2 separate regions of the Homo sapiens genome follow, and region 1 is linked to region 2. The links are chromatin loops, found by intact Hi-C in ENCODE. Cell type or tissue: IMR-90. All regions are shown on one strand. Links, peaks and the distances in the headings refer to the core of each region. The heading gives the core; the rest is flanking DNA.

What was found. Peaks named below come from ENCODE experiments on the same cell type or tissue, not always from the same donor. Only the 100,000 strongest peaks of a DNase experiment are listed, where the experiment ranks them.
Region 1: it touches region 2 in a loop (2.7-fold over the local background); 2 of 110 quality-filtered maps call a loop at or near these places.

The regions. Positions count from the first base shown.
Region 1 is chr11:115,672,288-115,682,488 of GRCh38, reverse strand. LINC02698 (long intergenic non-protein coding RNA 2698) reads right to left here. Exons shown (of 5, transcript XR_001748394.3): 2 at 5,708-5,803. Among named protein-coding and RNA genes, the nearest start is that of LINC02698, 18 kb to the right of the region's middle. In IMR-90, for the core only: no CTCF peak of the experiment used is centred there; DNase peaks (open chromatin) are centred at 5,518 and 9,168; H3K27ac peaks cover 904 bases.
Region 2 is chr11:115,619,718-115,629,918 of GRCh38, reverse strand. It overlaps LOC124902826 (small nucleolar RNA U13), which reads left to right and starts at 2,734; the gene lies at 2,734-2,837. In IMR-90, for the core only: a CTCF peak has its summit at 5,643; a DNase peak (open chromatin) is centred at 6,798; H3K27ac peaks cover 1,324 bases; H3K27me3 peaks cover 436 bases.

The DNA of each region.
Region 1 (10,201 bases), core at 1,202-9,201, 53 kb before region 2:
GGGGGACCATATTCTGCCCACCACCAACCTCACTCCCTTCCGCTTCTCACTCCCAAACTCTACATTTTACCCACAAAGAACTTGAGACTCAGAATCATTATTCTGAAGAGCCAGGGTGGTAGGAATGAGGGCCTGCAGGAAACCGCACAAGTTGCCTTGGAAAGTTTCCCAAACGTGCTCTGCCTGGTGTACTCTCCATACCACAGATCATCATACAGCATTCCAAATTTTTTCACCCGAAAATGAAGATAAGGATGACTGTCTCTCTGGGTCGTTATGAGGATTCAATGAATTAACATTTGTACAGTGCTTAGGGAAGCAGGATACTGGATGAAAAAAGAGCTTGCCCTCTGGCTTCAGAAGTCTGGGTTCAAATCTTTTTTATTTATTTATTTATTTTTTTGAGATGGAGTCTTGCTCTGTCACCCAGGCTGGAGTACAGTGGCATCTCAGCTCACTGCAACCTCTGCCTCCTGGGTTCAAGCAGTTGTCCTACCTCAGCCTCCCAAGTAGCTTGGATTACAGGCGCGTGCCACCAAGCCTGGCTAATTTTTATATTTTTAGTAGAGGCAGGGTTTCACCATGTTGGCCAGGCTGGTCTTGAACTCCTGACCTCAAGTGACCCACCTGCCTTGGCCTCCCAAAGTGCTGGGATTACAGGCATGAGCCACCACGCCCAGCTAACTTTTGTATTTTCAGTAGAGACGGGGTTTCACCATGTTGGCCAGGCTGGTCTCGAACTCCTGACCTTAGGTGATCCACCCGTCTCATCCTCCCAAAGTCTTGAGATTACAGGCGTAAGCCACCACGCCCAGCCCTGGGTTCAAATCTTGGTTGCCCAACATTTAATAATTGTGTGACTCTAGCAGATTATTAAATTTTTATAAATTCCCTCAAAACTTCTATTTCCTCAAGTATAAAATAAGGATACCAAAAATACCCATCTTACAAGGTTGCTGTGGCGATCAAATGAGGTAAGTCATGCAAAGCATTTAACATATAGTAATTGCTCTAGAAGATGAGATACTATGACTATTATACTAGAACCCCTAATAAATTGTAGCTTTTCTTTGTTGTGCCGGTGCTTTATTTCGTTCTTTCATCTGACAGATTCTCAAACCTCAGCTTAAACATTGTATCTGCAGGAAAACCTTCCTTCCCCTTCTTTCCTAGGCAGAAGTAGTTAATTATTTCCTCCTGTGCATTTCCATAACACCCAGCCTACGTTTCTATTACGGCCTCAATACAATGGGTTGAATTAAGGATCTTGTATACCCCATCACCACCATACACATAAGAGATTGTGAGCTACTTGGGGGCAGGTTCCATGTCCCATTCATCTGTCTATACTCAATGCCTGGTTCAGGGCCCAGGCAGTGAGATGTTTAAAAAATGTTTGTTGAGGCTGGGAGTGGTGGCTTCTGCCTGTAATCCCAGCACTTTGGGAGGCTGAGCTGGGAGGATCACTTGAGCCCAGGATTTCAAGACCAGCCATAGTGAGACCTGTCTCTATGAGAAACAAACAAACAAACAAAAAATGCCCAGGCATGGTGGCACACACTTGGAGCCCCAGCACTTTGGGAAATCAAGGTGGTAGGATCATTTGAGCTCAGGATTTCAAGACCAGCCTGAGCAACATAGTCAGACCTCACCTCTACAAAAAGAAAAAAAAAAAAAAATAGCTGGGCAGGGTAGTGCATGCCTGTAGTTCCAGCCACTTGGGAGGCTGAGGTGGCAGGATCACTTGAGCCTGAGAGTTTGAGGCTGCAGTGAGCCATGATCATGCTGCTGCACTCCAGTCTGGGTGACAGAGCAAAAACCTGTCTCAAAAAAAAGAAAAAATAAAATGTTTGTTGATTGAATAAACATAAAATTCTATGTTACTACTTAGAAATTAGCATAACATAGAATATTTATTAGCTTTTTTGTCTAGTCGTCCATAGTATCACTGTGTTCCCAGTATTCAGAAAGGTGAAGTGCACATTCTTTGTTTCCTGGGAGCAGCATTCCTTGGGGTTTGAGCAGAACTGGTCCCCGGGGAGAGCTACAGCAAGAAAGCAGGATTTCCCCATGTCTAGCCCCCTTTCCAGAGGAGTCTTAGGTAGTGTACCTCAGACCACCACCCCTCATTGTCAGTTTAGGGGCTTGCATTCCCTGGTTCAGCAACTTGGCCCCAGAGAAAAAGTCTACCCCAAGCAGAACAGGGCTTAAAATCATATTTTCATGGGATGTCAAATCTCCTCTCTTACCTTAAATGAAAGGTATTATTTCTGAGAGGAGAATATCACACTCCACCACCAAAATTCTGCTTCCTCGGCAAAAACCCCAGCAGTTTCTCTGCATGGCTGGCAGCTCTCCACCCAAGGCCAATGCTAGGAAATTCACCAGGCCCAACGCAAATCATGAGAGCACAAGCCCCTCTGTGATTACAACAAGGGAAAGCAAACTCAAGGAGCATTTGCTGTGCAAAAACGGGAGAGGAGAGGAGGAGATATGGTCCAGAGACACCAGCCCAGGCCTCACAACAGGTCATAGCTCCTCTCGGGAAATTTACCCATCACTTTGCCTAATAAGTAAATTATCCGCAGCTCAGCAACCTCTGAGCCTTCCCTGTAACAAGTGATATCCTTTCACCTTCATCTTTGGTATATATAAAAATATATCCTTCTTAGCTGCCAAAAAGCTATCAGCCCCTTGTCTCTAAGCAATTCATGCTGGAGACTCAGACCTCTTTCTGATTCACCCACATGGAACCTGCTCTGGGATAAAAAGCTTTGTATGGAGCTGGGGAGGGTGGAAAAGGTGTCAGCCAGTGACTGGATTCAAATAAATGGGAAACTGTCTATACTTTTTAATGAGTGAGAAGGACCGGGGGAGCAGGTCAGAATGCGGCTTTCTGTCCCTTGAGCTCCCTGTTGTGTCAGCTTCCATGTGTGTGGCCTGGGGGCTGATCACGCTGTAAGTCCCCGAGAGTCCCAGGCACACTGGCTGCTTACCTAGCTGGCAGCTCTAAGCATGGACACCTGTCCACTGCAGCAATATCTTCCCAGATCCGGGGGATTCTGGTCCTACTTTTCCTCCCTAGCCATTCCCAGAGGCTCCTGCTTCCTGACAGAGATGTGAGTCTCCTTTGGGCATAACCCAGTTGATTAGCTCAGGAGTCTGTATCTTCTAGGTGCCCTGTGGCTGGTACCAACCTGTTCAATCCTAGTGCTCTCTGTGTTAAGCAGCTGGTCCGAGGGGCCACATGTTTTGCCAAGATTAATTTAGGCATTGACTTATGTGTGGCCTGCAAGCTCTCTTGGCAAGGCACCTCCTATCCAGACGTTCCATCACCCTGGCACCTGAGCCGACAGGGTGCGCCATAGCCTTGTGGAACCCTGACTGGACTTCTAGGGGCCCGCCTCCTCCAGAAAACTTCCAGTGACAAAGAGTGTCCTCCTGACCCAGGACTCTCCACTCAGAAATCTCCAGCTTGCTCCTCCAGCACCTCAGTCCATTGCATGACTGGGGGCTGTATGCAAACATTTGCTTTGATTTGTAAAATGATCCATATAATTAGGGAAAAGAGTTAAATAAAGGGACTGATTTCAGAGAGCAGGTTCTTAATGACACTAATACCTGACAAAAGGGGTCATTATGATAGGCTAATGGGCCTTGCCTGGCATTCAGCTCTCTCAGGACACAATCCAACACACTCAATTATCTGCTAATCAGGGCCGTTTTGTCAGAGGTTATTGCCCTGAAGTATCAATTATAGGAACATTATTAATACTTTATGGAGAAACCACATGCATGAAAGTGTTAAACTCATGGGGCGAGCCCTTCAGCCCCCTCCCCACTTGGACCCATAAAATACAATCTCTTTTTACCTCCATTTACCTCCCCAACTGGGGCTTACTACGACCCATTGGGTCTGCTGGGAAGGAGCCAGGGCCATGATGATGTTTGCAATCCTGTCACCTGTGACCAAGCTGGCAATCCCAACTCTTAATGCCACCAGCTGGCAACAGTGGCTTAGCCCAAAGCCAAGGCATTACTGACTCAAGATGTGAGGGGGAAACAGGGAGCCACTGGGGCTGCCAGAACAAGAAGTCTCTCTCTCCCTCTCTCCCTCTGTGTGTGTGTGTGTGTGTGTGTGTGTGTGTGTGTGTGTGTGTGTGTTTCCCTCTCTCTTCCTTACTATCTCTCTCTCAGTCTGTCTCTTTCTTTCTCTCCCTCCCTTTTCTTTTCCTTCTCCTCCTCCTCCTCCTTCTTTTCTTTCTCTCTCTCCTCACCCCCTCAATGTGGTCCTTTCAAGGAAGTGGAGAAGAGCTGGAAGGAGGCCCGCCACTTCAGAATACAGTCTGCTCAGGACACGGTCTACGCTGCTTCCTAGAACCCACGGCTGCCTGCTGGACACTCGGATTTCGCCTCTAAGGAGGCACCATCCAACACAGAAACGAGGAATAACTCTAAAATGTGTTGTGATATAGAAGACAAAACGTGATAAGAACTTTAGAGCCAGATCAGTCCTGATTCAAATCTCTGTCGTACCACTCGCTGTCAGCAGGATTTCAAGCAAGTCACTCAGCCTCTCTGGGCTCTAGTTTTCCAATGTCCTGAGAGGCAGTGTATCATAGTGAAGGAAAAAGGAGGCTTCAGGATGCCGGCTTTGCCACTTACTAGGTGTCCAAACTTGAGTGAGTTATTTAGCCTCTTTGGACCTGTTTCTCACATGTAGGGCAGAGATGGTTACATCCATATGCGAGAGCCCTGGTGAAGGTTAAACAATAACATGTGCACAAGGGGAGGACAGTACCGGGCACATTTCATTCACAGGGAGCGGGATACTAACTTTGAGGTGGGGTTCTGAGGTTGAAATATTTGTTGCTAAATAATAATGAGCCCAAACACTCAGAAACAGCAAGATCTCTCTGCTCCTTCACCCTTGAATAATTAAACAATTGCCAGTAGGACAAGGGTTTACTGGTTTTTCCAGCTGGGAAAGAGGGTGGTAGTGATCCCCTGAAAGTCCATCCAGTGTTCTGGCATCCTGGGAAAGTGCCCAGCCTGCCTGGGGGAAGCTGCCTTTCCGGAATAGATGGGACTCTCCACACCTGCGGCCCAGCAGGCCTAGATCTGCCTGTTACAATCAGGACTACTTGCAGAAAGAAGACTTGGTGCCTCGTCAGGATCTCCTGTAATCTGATTTATGCAGTTTAATCTCATGAGAAAAAGGAAGCAAGAAGAGATAGGAGAGTCTGCTCTGCTACTTAATGGTCTCTCTCTTCTTTGTCGACTTTACTCTGTGGTTGAGGAAGTGGAAATTTAAAATATGGTTGTGTTCATGCATTCACCAATAGTTGTTGAGTACCTACAATGAGTTAGTGATGTGATCACAGTCTAGAAGTGGGAGACCAACTCAAGAACAGATCAATTCTACTAGAGTTTGATCTACAAAAGTATCTATCTACATGCCTAGAGGTTCCTATAATTCCTGGTCAAGCTAAAGGAATGTGAGTTATTCCATCTGGGGAAATGAGCCGAACCACAGAAATGTAAAACGCTCAAGTGTTAGGAGAATTGTCAAAAATGGGTGGTCATCTCCAGCTCAACCGAATACAGACATCAGAGAAACAAATTTTCTATAACTATGAGGTTTTAGGCCAAGAGGCTTAGCCTAAACATCAATAAAAATGCAGGAACAGGCTCTGCAGCCTCTTACCTGGAGACGAGAGTCAGCAACTGAAGGCGCTTGGTTGACTTTGGCAGAATCCAGTCCAGTGCAGAGGGAGGACCAGCACTACAATTCCGTGTCCACCTGGTATGGCCAGGAAAAAGGGAACCAGCACTTACAGGCAAAAGGCCTCGAAATCCTGCCTGTGACAGCCTGACCCACGGCTCAGTGGTAGGAAGTGTAGGTGGAAGGAATGAAGGTGCTGAGAATGCGCCCTCCTGACCCTTGATTATGGCTTATAAATGTGCTGTTTGGTGGGCCTGCGTAATTAGTGTTTGTGTTAAGCAGTTACGGGGTTAAGTGCTACCAGGGGTTTCATTTGGGCTGACAGAGTCTGAGCTGCAGAGTGGGGTGGTTGCCTAGCAACAACACCTGTAGCACATTAAGCAGCCAGTCAGCTTTGTCAACTTCTAGCAGGGGCTTTGTAGAGCGGATGACAGGGAAGAGGAAGGTTTGTGGGGCACAGAGGTGGGAAGCTGGGCAGTGCATCTCAGGATGCAAGAGGGTTCTGGGGAAATCAAGTGTTTGTGTGAATTCCACAAGAACAGCTTTATGTCTATGTTCCTCAAGCAGGAGAAAGATCAACAGCTCCAGGTGTGACTCCAGGACAGATATCCTCAGTCTTACTGTCACCTGTTTCTAAAACCCTCACAGCAGCAGCTGAGTGAAATAGGAATCCCCCTTCCTCAACCCAAGCCCCCTCTCAAATAAAGTGCCTCAGATTGGGTGATTGGAGAGGGAGGGATAAGGGAGAAGTACTTTCATGGTTTTGTTTTCAGATTCAAGAAGAACAGGGGATATTTCTGCTGACTTGTCTTTGAGGCAGCAATCACAGAGAACAAAGCAGAGACCCTGAGAGGGTAAGATCTTTCTCACCACCTTCCCTTCTCACCTCCCATGCACTTCTCTGGACTTCATCTCATGCACGCCTGAGATACGGCTGGAAAAAAGAACAGATTTGAAGAAGGGTAGGGAGCTTGGTGATATTGCTGCTGCCTTTGTAGTATTCATGGCCTAGCTAGCCTTCTGCCAGATTTCCAAGCTGCCCTGAGTGGCGGTGGAGGGATAGAGTGGTGCACCTTCTAAGAGTGGGCAATCCAGAATGAAGCACTAGCAATCAGGTGGTGTGGGATCAACTCTGCTTCTGTCACTTGTAAGCCAATAGCCTTTGGCCGATACCTGTCCGGAGACTCAATTTTCTCATCTGTAAAGTGGAGGATAATTATATGTGCTCCACTTACATTATGAAGATCAAAGGAGGCCACTTAAGTAAAAGCATGCTACGAAAGCTATAAATCCTCCTACATGTATAAGGTATTAGTATTACAAGGAAGACGCCAATATATCTGCTCTTTCAGAATGGCCTGAGCTATCTGCTGTTTGGCCCACAGCGAAGAGCAGAGGAGCAGCCACGTGGCTGTGTTGCCGGGTAACTTGGTGGTGGAATGGCTCTGAAAGGAGGCCTATTCAACTCTGCTATTCTAGGTTCACTGGTTCAAATCCAGCCCTAGGCCAACAATTACTGTAATCACTGGGTTTGGAATTCAAGCGTCTGACTTTCGGAAGACCTTTTGCTTATCTGTGACCCATTGAGTTTTCACCACAAACTTATGCATGCGATTACACGGGAAGCCGGGAGACTGCAGAACCTGGCTTGTGGTCCCAAACACAGATCCACCCACCCTCCCCTCTGCAGGCCAAGGCTGCTTCTTCTAGATTATCTTAAAAGGCAATCTGGGGGCTGAAGGGTACGTCGTTTGCCCTCTGGGCTTGGAAGTAAGTATCGGCATGGCCGAGCCACATCTGACACTGCCTTTAAGTGTCCTAGGCCTACCCAATCCTCCCTGCATGACTGAGAAAGCAGGCGTCTGGCTTTCTCCACCACAGTTAAGAGAGCTCCTCCTCCTACCCTTTAAGCCACACCACATCTGATCAGGAAAAAAAAAAAAAATGTCTGTGTATATATTCAGAAACCAGCAGATTTAAGGCCCATCCAGGCTGAAGTAGCAACTTGCCAGCCCAGAATGCACCAAGCCTTCTATGTGATTTTGTGGGTTTTCTGCCTGTGTGTCTGTGGGGTCTGCAAACGCCCTGCCACACCCAGAGTGACAGACGCTGTGTGTGTACGCAAGCCGCTCGCTCCCCGGAACCCCTGCTCCTGTGTTGTGCCGTTATTTTCATGCTCTGTGTTATATTTAACTCAAGTCATAATATTTGGGGGGTTGGAAGCCTGCTGTTTCACCAAGAAAGGCATTTGAATATTCTCAGTTCCAGAGAATTCCAAGGGCTCTGGGAAGAGTGAGGCGGTTGCCCCAGATTTGCCTGACACATCGTGATCACGTGGACTCCATTAGTGGAGGGCTGAGGTGCTGAGCAGGCAGCCTAAAGGAATGTTGAGAAACAATGAAGAGGAGCCCTGAGTGATGTCAGCAGGAGGCTGATGCCTCTGGGGGTCCCAGGCAGTCGCCTCACACATCCCCTAGGGGAGGGAAGCACTAATTGGCGACACCACCTGCCTTGTTACCCCCACCCCCCACCTCGTACACCCCATGTCAATCCGAGGGGATGCAGAACCAAAGTCCCACGTGATGTGAGGGGAGGCGTAACTCAGCTCATCCCCAACTGAGGCTCTCACTCATCTCATCTCCAATAAGAAAAGCAAGCATCCGAATGGAGCCCCATCTAAATAGTGGGGGTCACTGTTTTGCCCCAAAGAAGGCCTGGCAAGGTTAGCATCGGCAAAGTACAAGTCATCCATAAAGGGTGGAAACAAGGATAATATTATTTATTATCCTTTAAATATTAAACATAATATAAATATTTAAATATAAATATCTAAATATTAAATATAAATATCTGAATATTAAATATAAATATCCTTTAAATATTAAATATTATTTATTATTCCTTATCGTAAGAAGCTATCCTTGAAGACATAGGTAGATTCACCTGTTTCTGGACTTTATGGACACCTTGTATATATTTTTTAATTCTGGGTCTCTAAGTACATTTCCTGAAAGTTCTTTCCATATTATATGATAAATTTCTCTGCGAGATTCCACCATATTTCTTTTTCTTTAAAAAAAATTTTTGTTGATTTTTTAGTTTTTATTTTTGAGACAGGGTCTCACCCTGTCACCCAGGCTGAAGTGCAGTGGCGTGATTGCAGCTCACTGCAACCCCAACCTCCTGGGCTCAAGCGATCCTCCCACCTCAGCCTCCTGAATAGATGGGACTACAGGTGCACACTGGGCTAATTTTTGTATTTTTTGTAGAGACGAGTTCTCGCTGTGTTGCCCAGGCTGGTCTCAAACTCCTGGGCTCAAGTAATCTGCCTGCCTTGGCCTCCCAAAGTAACCCTATTTCTTTCACACCATTTCTCCAAGCAACAGAGGATAGTTTGGGCAGTTTCCCAAACACACTGGGGTGGAGTCTGCCAGTAGCTGGAGAGGGAGGCCAGCTAGGATTGCAACATACTTTTCATTATGGTGTCTAGACAGAAGCAGGTCTTAAAGTTGGAGAAGAGGAGAAGGGAAAGTACCATATCCCAGGGAACCAAACACTGTCTAATCCCCTCACCAGTGAGAGCAGCTGGCCCGAGGCCTGCAGGGTGTCCTGTGAGAACAGCTCCCACTGGTGCCTTCAAGGGTCTTGCCAGGTGGAGGAGTCCAGGAGTCAGTCACTCGGGGAGCAGCAGACGAGGGCTACCCCAGTCCCTGGCCACTGCAGGCCATGCTCTCATCTCCAGCCTGAACCAACGCACTAAAACCAGCACTTGCTTCACATTCATGGGAACTGACATATGGCATAACTTTTTTTTTAATCTTCCAAGTTCCCTAGGCAGCTTTGACGTGAATATTAATACTAACATAATTTTATGATGATTAGAGAACACAATTAGGGGCTATTAATAATGACACAAATAATGACATTTAAGGCCTCATTTTAATTTGAGTAATATTCTGTCTGGTGGTATTCAAACAGCTCTGTCTAGCACAATTAGTATAGTACTGGGGTGCAGTCACTTTTCACAGAATCCGTCAGTCGCTCCTCACCAACACACCTCCACGGCAAGGGAGACAGATGGGGGACCCTGCCCCACACCTGAGATGCACCCAGAGACAGCCTTCTGCTGCAGCCTTGACTTGGACCCCAGGGACAGGTCTCTCAGACAGAGGGCGTTGTGCACAGATTTCAAGAGTCTAAATTGGGAAAGAGTGCTGGTGGCTGGATTAAAGTCCGCTAAGCAGTCAGTTGTTCCAACTTTAGGTACCACATCTCCCCAAGAAGGTGGACGAACAGTGTGGGTTTCCATTTCCAGCTTCCCTCGGCTAAATCCTACTTGACCTGCAGAACATGGCTCCCCACTGAGTCCCACAAGGCCCCCCAAGCCCTCTCCTTCTGCAGCATTATTCTAGGCTGTCCACAGAGTACAGTACACTCAAGTGTAGTGATTTGTGTACTTACCCACCTTCCCAGCGG
Region 2 (10,201 bases), core at 1,339-9,338:
AGGGACAGAAGGGAATGAATTAGGAAATAATTCTGATAACAAAGGAAATGTTTATTAAAAGGTCAGGGGGGGCTCTTGAAACTGACAAGGCCTCATGGGCCAGATTTAAAACCCCTGCTAAGCTGCGAGGGAGTTCCAGCAGGGCCAGAGCTACGGGGTCCAGTGGGTACCACTTGTGCGAGATAACTCAGCTCAGGGCAGAGGATCGGTGGAAAAGATGACTGACCTCCTGGCCTGACTTGGAAGTCAGTGGCCTGTAACTCAACAGGTGGGAGCCAGGCACCTGTGCTAAGAGCAGAGCAGAAGTGGGCAGAGGCATCCTGGGCTGGACTCAGCTTCCACAAGGATCCTTCATCCTCACTTCCACCCTCCTGCTAGCTTGTGGGAGGGGTGCTACATGGAGAAATTGGGTGGGAAGGGAAAAAAGGAAGGAGCCACATCAGTGACAATGCCACATTCACAGATCCCCACAGCCTGAATGCCCTCCATGAAGTCCTCTGTCTCCCGGGTGTGTACCCAACTAGGCCAGATGGAGCTCTCCCCAGCATTTCTCCATTCTTTCTATGGAGGCACCTGGAAAACAGTAGCTGGGAGCCTGCACTGTGGCATCGGATTGCCTGGGTCTACATTCTGATTCTGTCTCTTTCAAATTGCTGACTTTAGATGAGTTATTTCAATTATTTGGACCTGGCTGGACACAGTGGCTCACACCTGTAATCCCACCACTTTGGGAGGCCAAGGTGGGTGGATCACTTGAGGTCAGGAGTTTGAGACCAGCCTGGGCAACATGGCAAAACCCCGTCTCTACTAAAAATACAAAAAAAAAAAAAAAAAAAAAAATTAGCCAGGCATGGTGGCACATGCCTGTAACCCCAGCTACTTGGGAAGCTGAGGTAGAAGAATTGCTTGAACACGGGAGGCAGAGGCTGTTGTGAGCTGAGATTGCACCATTGCACTCCAGCCTGGGCAACAGAGCAAGACTTCATCTCAAAAAAAAAAAAAAAAAAATTACCTGGACCTCAGCTTTCTCAGATGTAAAATAGAAATCTAATGATCATACCTCTCTCATAGGGTAGTTGGAAGGATTAAGTGACACAATATTAAAAAGTTCATTGGGAGGTCAAGGTGAGCAGGTCATCTGAGGTCAGGAGTTCGAGACCAGCCTGGCCAACATGGTGAACCCTTGTCTCTACTAAAAATACAAAAATTAGCCAGGCATGGTGGTACTTACCTGTAATCCCAGCTACTCTGGAGGCTGAGGCAGGAGAATTGCTTGAACCCAGGAGGCAGAGGTTGTAGTAAGCCGAGATCACGCCACTGCACTCCAGCCTGGGTGACACAGTCAGACTCTGTCTCAAAAAGAAAAAAGAAAAGAAGAGAAAAAGAAAAGTTGATAGAACAGTAAATATAGTAAATAATAAAATTATATTTATTATAACACAATTATTAGAGGTATCCTGGCTAACCTTCAAAACCAAGTAAGTTCTTCTTTATGTCTAAATTTAGTGCCTCCTCTTGTCATTTGGGCCTCTCTCCTGATTGAAAAGAATTAATTGCCGCTCAAGTCCACCTACATGTCTGCCTGCCTTGGCTTTGATTTCTGTCACAGAAGTGGCTCTTCCTCACTCCCCTTCTGTCCTTCTCTTCCACCCCCAGCAGGGTTGGAGGTGGAAAGCTTTTCAACAGCCAAAACTGGTGTCTGTAGACTGACCGTGTTAAAGCCTCCAACAGGAGAGGGAATCAGAGGCTCAAGTTCAGGAGCAAGGGAAGCCACAGATTGCCATGGCCTCATCTCCCAGAACCGTGTGGCAACGTGAAGCTTGGAGGGTGTTTCGGAGCTGCAGGATCTGCCTCCAGTGCTGATACTGTAAGTACCCAGGACACCTTCCAGGGGCAGAACTTCACACGAGGACTCCTTTGCAGGTGTCTAAGCTTAGCGTTTCTGTGCGGAAATCTGGGGGCTGGCTCTGTGGACTCACTGAAAGCTCTCTGCTGACAGAATCAGATAATCAGCTAATACCTGACCCCGCCGCGTCCTGAGCCTTGGACTGATACATAACAATGTCATCAGGCCTGCCTTCTAAGAGCCTTAGCCAGCTTACCTCCTCTTTCAGAGAGTCTGCCCTGGGTAATTATTCCAAACTCGTGCCTGTGAGGAGGGCTAAGTGTCCTGTCACTGTAATCCTCTGGGACGATCTCTCCTAACACCCCCTTCTCTCCACAATTGGCACTCCCAAAGTTCTGTGCTGGCCCTTGGAGATGGTAGCTTACTCCCGCCAGGGGGTAGCTCTCTTAGATGAGTTCCTGAGAAAATGGGTTGAGACAAAAGATTGGCCCTGGGATCCGCAGAGGTGGAGGCCAAGAGGAGGCCCCCAAGTGCACCTGTTCTAGGAATCCCAAGCTGAGAGCCAACCCTTCCCAACCAACCTTGCAAATAGTCACTGGCCCACCCATTCAGGTCAATGGAAAACCAGTGTAAATGAAGTAGCAGAGGCCCAAGATGTCCAAGTGCCTCCAGCTTAGGAGCATTCCAAGGAGGGGAAAATATTTGACTTGTTGGTAAATCAATATTTGTGTTTCTGCATAAAGCCAGGAGACTTACCTGCTCCTCAGTCTGGAATGGGTACCTGCAAAGTGGGAGGGAAGAGACAGCCTAGACTAGAATCTCAGCTCTGGACTTCCCTTAACCACCTCTCTGAGTGTCCTGAATTTCCTCATCTTAAGAAAGGGGAGGTCCTTTTGTAGTTCATAAGCGAGATGATTGGGTGTTCAGGCACATGTGTGAGATGTGCCTCCTTCAAACCTTGTTACAACGTCAGCACATTACCCGCCTGACATGAAAAAAAAAAAAGGAGGGGGAATAATAGTATCAACCTCATGGGGATTTCTGTGAAGATTAAATGAGCAAGTAAGTGCCAATTGCATAATACCAAGCACATCGTGAATGCCTGATACACTTCGGCCTTTTTAAATTGCTTTTATACTCATTCAGTATTTTATAGTTTACAAAGCATGTCCACATATACGTATTAACTAATTCAGTCCTCACAGCATCCCTGTAAGGAAGTCATCATGGACTCCAAGTTTTGGAGACGGAACATCAAAGCTCAGGGAAATCTAATGACTTGCCCAAGGTCAATAATTCATATTTTTAAACAATCCAATCAAGACCAGTTGCTTGCTTAGGGTTTTGACCATTTGGTACAGGTATCAAAAGCTAAACACCAAATGTGAATCATTACCCACTTCCTTGAAGTGTCTTGCCAAAAGGGTATGATTGTGGTTTCATGCTGACCTGACCTGCACCTGTACCTGAGCCAGACCAAAACTTGGCCCTCTATGGGGCGTTTGCAGGGTTGAAGATAGATCAGTGTCATTGTGCAAATTATTTCAAAGCCATGAGGATTCAGGGCTCTCTTGTAGCTCAGTGGAGAGTGTAGAGAAGAGGGTGACGATGTCACACATGAATAATGCATAGAGGGTGCTAAACTTCAGTTTAAGCAAGATCCAAATGCTCATTTCATCTTTGATTTCTCCTTCTGGCTGTGCCATTCCCCATAGCCACTGATCCCAGGGCCTTCTGCTGGAACTGTATGGCTGCCCGCTAAATTGGCTGTTCTTGATAGTGAATAGAAAGAGGAGGGGGGCTGGAGGCAGAGAGAAAAAAAAGATAAGTTGAGGGGAGGGGATTAGGGAAGATGAAAGAGGGAGATGAGAGAAGGAAGCTCTTTCACTGTACTACTCTTACGCAGACTGCCATGGACCCCGAGAACTTGGTGAGGTTTTGTTCCGGGAGAACTTTTCCGGTCTTTTCACTGTGTGGCTGTCACAGACTGAGCTCACTTCTCAAGAAGTGGGAGCGGTACAGGGCCGGGCCCCAGTCTGATGGGGAGACCAGCAGAGGAGTCCTGCCGTCATTCGCAGGGGAGCGAAAGGGGACTTTCAGACAGGGCAGAAGGCAGACTTTGCTCAGCATGACCCAAAGCCCAGCCTCAGGAGCTGAACACAAATATGGAAATAACAGCACAGATTCTGGGGATGTGACACAGGCGGCTTTTGCCCCGGCTGTGAATCTGGAAACAAATGAGAACTACAAAACCGGCTTGTTTGGTTTAGTGAGGAGGCAGGTGCCAAAACAGCAAATGTCACCCTCCCCATTAAGCCTGGGCAGTTTAGATTCCCATTAGTCCTAGAAATGGGATACAGCCTCTGTGGGGTCAGAAGGCCAGAGGCTGCAGCAGCATTGTAGCATCAAGCGGGGAGAGAGGACACAGAAAGACTTGTGATGTCAGCCCTAGGTGGGGCCGGTCTGTTTTAAGGAGATGTTCTAAGTTCAAACCCAGGGAAGATGGGCTTTGGCAAGCACAACTGAAAAGATTTCCACTTGTCCCCTTCTTAAAAATCAGTAGGTAGACTGACTACTCTAGGATAAACTGCCAGCAGCTTTGTTTTCTTTGGGGCCGCCATCTGAAGCAGCTGCAGCTGATTTTAATGAGACATAATAATATTCTATCAGTTCTGTGAGCTATAGACTGAGCCCACTGAGGGAACCTGCTCAACCCCCAAAATGATCAGACTTGTCAAAATATGATCATTTTGTTCCTTATTATAAATGAAAAGAAGATATGATTTAAGTGTCATCCTCTGGGTATGGGAGCTGGATTCCTATAAATCAATCATCCCAAATAAACTCTTTGGACTGATTTCACTACAAATATGCTGCAAACAATTTCTTTAAACAAAGCATAAAAGTATTACTGTATCTCTGCAACGTCAAAATGGCTTTAGATATGCATTATTGGGTTGCTGGGGTGTTCTTTGGTTAAAATATGTTATTTATGGTGTTGCGCCTGACAGGCGAAGTCAGTGCTGACTGCCTGCTGGATAAACCTCCCTCTTGGTTGCCTCTCAGTCCCCAACAGTGAAAATGGTGAAAGAGGACGGGTGTCCAGGGTAGGGAGAGGTCCAAGGGCCAGGCTGGGGTCCCTAGACTTTGCATATGTGACATATTTCATCTTCATAATGGCTCCCATTATATTGAAGGGTGGTAAGCATATAATTTCAGGCTATAGCCTATTTGAATAGGATTTCCAGGTCTGTTACTAGCCATCAGACTTAGAAAATCATACGATGCCTCTTTCATTCAGTTTTCTTTCTTAAAATGGGGACAATGGTGACAACAATAACATCTAACTCTTTTGGTTTTTGTGCGGATCCAACAGGGGTAAACATGGGAAAGTACTTAGCATGGTGTCAGACACATGGTTGCACCAGGTCATGTTAGTTAGCTATTGTTATTATTATTAGAAACCCTGGGAGTTGCAGGGCATGGTGGCTCACGTCTGTAATCCCAGCACTTTGGGAGGCCAAGGCGAGCGGATCACTTGAGGTCAGGAGTTTGAGACCAGCCTGGCCAACATGGGGAAACCTCATCTCTTTACTAAAAATACAAAAATTAGCTGGGCGTTGTGGTGCATGCCTGTAATCCCAGCTACTGGAGAGGCTTAGGCACGAGAATCGCTTGAACCCGGGAGGCAGAGGTTGCAGTGTACCAAGATCACGCCACTGCACTCCAGCCTGGGTGACAGAGCCAGACTCCTTCAAAAAAAGAAAAAAAAAAAAGGAGAAACCCAGGGAATTTTCTGTCCCAAGGAGGTGCTATGGAGCAAAGCTATGCTCATAGACTGTAATCTGTCTTAACATGATGTCTTCACTTTATTCTGTCCAGAAAACTAGACTTGCAGAGGACAATGAACAACCCTATGCCATAGAGTTCTGAAGCCCCATCTTCCCCTAAGGTGCCTGCATCATCGGTCTCAGAAAGAAGGCAGTGTAGGGAAGGAGGTGACGTACTAAGAGTTTTTCCGCAAAGTAGATTTGTCTATTAAGCCCCATGTCACCGGCTTTCCATCTCTCTACACTCACCTGGACAGGCATTTCTTCCATGCCACATTTTTGTAGCGCTCCAATCTGTCCACATTTTAACAACCTTGTACCTCAGTCGAGATAGAGCCTGAAAAGTTTAATATCATGTCAAATAAGAGAGCCAATAAAACTTGACATTATTAATATGATGTCAAGGTTTTTTTTTCCCAACTGCTTAGGGAAAAAACATTGTGTCCCATTAAGTTGAGCTCCTTGCACTGAGAAATATTAAGTGACTTTTCAATGACTACCAGCTGGAACTATTAGTTTTCTTCATAAGCATTGCTGCCGTCGATTCTGAGAGGCCAGTTGAGAACCTTTTATGAAGATGCTGGATGAGCTGGTGCAATCAGAAAAGCTTTTAGGTTTCCCTGGGATCCCTCTTTAAGTGGGGCTGTGTATGGAAATGGGGATATGAATTATTAAAAGGCTTAAATACATTTGGCTGAGAGAGCATGGGCTTCATACTCCCTCTGTCCATTTATCCCCAAAGGACTGCAGTAGCCTTTCAGGACAATCTGGTGTGGACTGGAAAACCAAGGCCAGAGTCCTGGAAAGAGGAGCACACAGGGCTTCCCTCACTGCCTGGCACCCCCTGCCCCAGCCGTCAGCAGCATCACGGTGGGTACAAGAGCTGCTGGTGTGGTGCGGCCCACTGTTCCGCCCTGGCAAGGGAGGGGGCATGAGTGCCCACAGCTGCTCCTGGCCCTTGCTCACACTGGGCTTCTGGGAAGGACACTGTCAGGAAGCTGTTGGGGGCCTCTGTTTCCCTTGGCCGGGGTCCATGGTTGCTTCACAGCACGTGGCTTTCCATGTCAGAGTCCCTTCCCGGGAAGAGGTCAGGACTTAAAATAAGCTGGCGTGACTCATGTCTGAGTTGGGAGATGCCTCGTGCAAGTGCTGGCTTTTCAGGAATGTGCAGCTGGGGCAGCTGAAAAGAAAGCTCCAGAGGCTCAGACCTGGATTTCCAGAGTCTTTTGGCTGCTCAAGCCCAAATAAGATTGTTTCAACTGTTCCTACATCTGGACTGTTCAGACACCAGCATTTCTCCTAGGCTTTCTTATCCCCAGGGAAGCTGTTTCTGTAGCATTTACCCCATTTCCGACCCCACCCCAACACCATTTGGCTACCCACCCAAGTGTCTCATCACTTTCATTGTGGATGACTTTTATAGTTCCTAGCTGTGACACCTTCTAAGAGGTATACCTGTGTTCTTAATCTCAGGAATCCAGTGAGCTGGCTACAGAGGCAGTTGCAAGCTGGTGCTTATTTATGTAAGGCTGGAGTGTTTATTATAGGGTTGTATTCCTTTAGTGAGATCAAAAAATTAAGAGATGGATGGCAAACAGAACAGTCCTTATTTAGACTTCTGTGATGTTCCAGTTGACATACTTCCCCCTTGCCCTTTGCCCCCACTCATCCTGCACCATCTGGGGGCACATGACCCCGGGGATAGCAGATGGAAGGCAGCTTGCTCTTCTTAAATTTCACCCAACTCTTAAGAGACCTCTAGGGAAAATACCCTTGGGATGGTTCCTTAGGGGCACCTTGAGCACTCAAACCCCAATACTGTGGTCAGGAGCAGCTGATGAGGAAAATCCCTGTCCATGGACTTCTCTCTTCTCCATGGAAGTTCAGGATTGGATGATTCAGCCAAGGGCAAGGAGGTTGGGTGAGAAATTTGTCTTGTACAGGTATAGCGTAATTGACAGCAGCTATTCCTCTCTGCTTCCATTGATCTCAAGATAAAACAGAAGACAATTATTATTATTGTAGAAGGAATTTAGTTCAAATGCCAGAAGAATCTCCCAACTCCCAAGATGGTGGCCTTCATGAAGCTGTGAAATCTCTAGTGCAGGGGGTCCCCCTGTTCTGAGCTCTTAGCTTCACCCCAGCTCAAATCCGACAATTCCTAAGCAGCACCTTTCTTTTTCTGGGACATGATCTAGAAGGCTCATATAGCTTACTTGGGATTTTGAAGTGATAACTCCAAGAAAATTGGGAGAGTCAAGTGAACCTTGGATAAAGAATGAAATAGAGGCTGGGTGCAGTGGCTCATGCCTGTAATCCCAGAACATTGGGAGGCTGAGGCAGGTGGATCACTTGAGGTCAGGAGTTCAAGACCAGCCTGGCCAACCTGGTGAAACCCCATCTCTACTAAAAATACAAAATTTAGCCAGGCCTGGTGGCACGCGCCTGTAGTCCCAGCTACTCAGGAGGCTGAGGCAGGAGAATCGCTTGAATCTGGGAAGCAGAGGTTGCAGTGAGCTGAGATCGTGCTACTGCACTCCAGCCTGGGCGACTAAGTGAGACTCTGTCAAAAAAAAAAAAAAAAAAAAGAAAGAAAGAATGAAATAGAAACAGGTCTGCAAACCTGGGCTACTGTGGGAAAGGATGGAAGACTAAAAAACAAGAGACTCCGTCACAATTGTTCAGAAGCAAATTCAACTCTACCTCTGGGCTTTGGTTTCCAGGAAAATAAGACCTGCCTGGACCTATATTAGAATTGTTGTTAGGATCCAGTGAAATCATGGATAGAAACATCTCAGGAAAAAATATAAATTACTTTAAAAATATAGAGGATTACCACTCTTACCAGTCCACCTTCCCGCTCAGAGCTGACAGTGAGGATGTCCCCCAATGGTGGGAGGTAGAATCAGATGACATTTAAGATCCCCTTCACCTCTAAGAGTCTATGGATATATTCTCATTCTTCCCCCTATAGGTTTCACTTAGCCCACTCTTCATTTTGAGGCAGGGCAAGGGAGCAGAGTATATGAGCTGGCAACTCTCAGTCTACTTAGAGCAAAGACTGACATCCGGGACACACGCTGCAACACAGACAAACCCTGGGGACATTATGCTAAGTGAAATAAGCGAGGCACAAAAAAGACAAATGCTACATGATTCCCTTTCTGTGACATACCTAGAATGGACAAAGCCGTAGAGACAGAAAGTGGAATGGTGGTTACCAGGGGCTGTGGGGAGTGGGATGAGGAATTAGTGTTTAATGGGTATAACGTTTCAATTCAAGAGGCTAAAAAAGTTCTGGAGATGGACTGTGGCGATGGGTGCACAACAATCTGAATATACCTAATACCCGTGAGCTGCGCACTTAAAAATTGTGAAAATGGGCCAGGAGCGGAGGCTCACGCTGTAATCTCAACACTTTGGGAAGCTGAGGCAGGTGGATTACTTGAGCTCAGGAGTTTGAGACCAATCTGGGCAACGTGGAAGAACCTTGTCTCTACAAAAAATACAAAAAAAAAAAAAAATTAGCTGGATATGGTAGCATGCGCCTGTAGTCCCAGCTACTCAGGAGGCTGAGGTGGGAGGATCACTGGAGCCCGGGAGGCCAAGGCTGCAGTGACCATGACCGTACCACTGCACTCCAGCCTGGGGGACAAAGTGAGACCCTGCCTCAAAAAAAAAAAAAAAAAGGTTAAAATGGTAAATTTTGTCATGTATATTTAACCACAATTTTAAAAATCCCTGACATCAAGTCATACAGCTATGAAGTAATAAATTCCAATTCAAACCTAGGAGTAAGGTTTAGCCACTAAAATATACTGTTTGTCATGACAAACTGACCTGCCACCGTCCCCCTATGATTTGGGAAGGCTATCTCATTCATTGTCCTATTGGTGACGGCAGCAAGAAAGGATTCCACAATGGTGTGGGGTTGTCATCTGTGCCCCTAAGCACCCAATGTTGTACATGTCACAGAATCTGGGATTTTAAGAAAGCCTTAAGTTTGTGTTATCCCAGCTGGGGTAGCTCAAGACCATCCTTGGGCCCAGCAATTGGAGGCGTTCTCCCAAGCAAATGGAGGGAATTGTCTCTCTCTCCTTTTTGCTGCAGCTCAACCTTTCTTCACCTTCCTGCTTTAATGACTTAATCAAGTGTCAGATGAGAGGAACTGATCCATGCAAAGGACAGAAGTTTCAACAGGATGTGTGGAACCCACTGCTGCTCCCTTCCCCTGCCCCAGAGTCACCGCCCTACCAGAGAAAGATGGGGGAGACAGAAAAAGAAAAGAGAAAAAGGCGAGAGAGATTTTGTACCCTTAAGCCTCCACTGCCGCAGTTCAAAAGACCAATCTTTACTGAAAATAAATTTAAAGGAGAATTTTTGATGTATATTATGGTCTCTGGTGGTAGACAAGAGCACTGCCGGCAGTGTATGGAGTTATGCAAAGCCAAAGTGGGATTACTTAAAAGTGTCTGTAGTGCTTTGATTAACTGGTGTGTATTTTATTTTTTATATGACACAATCA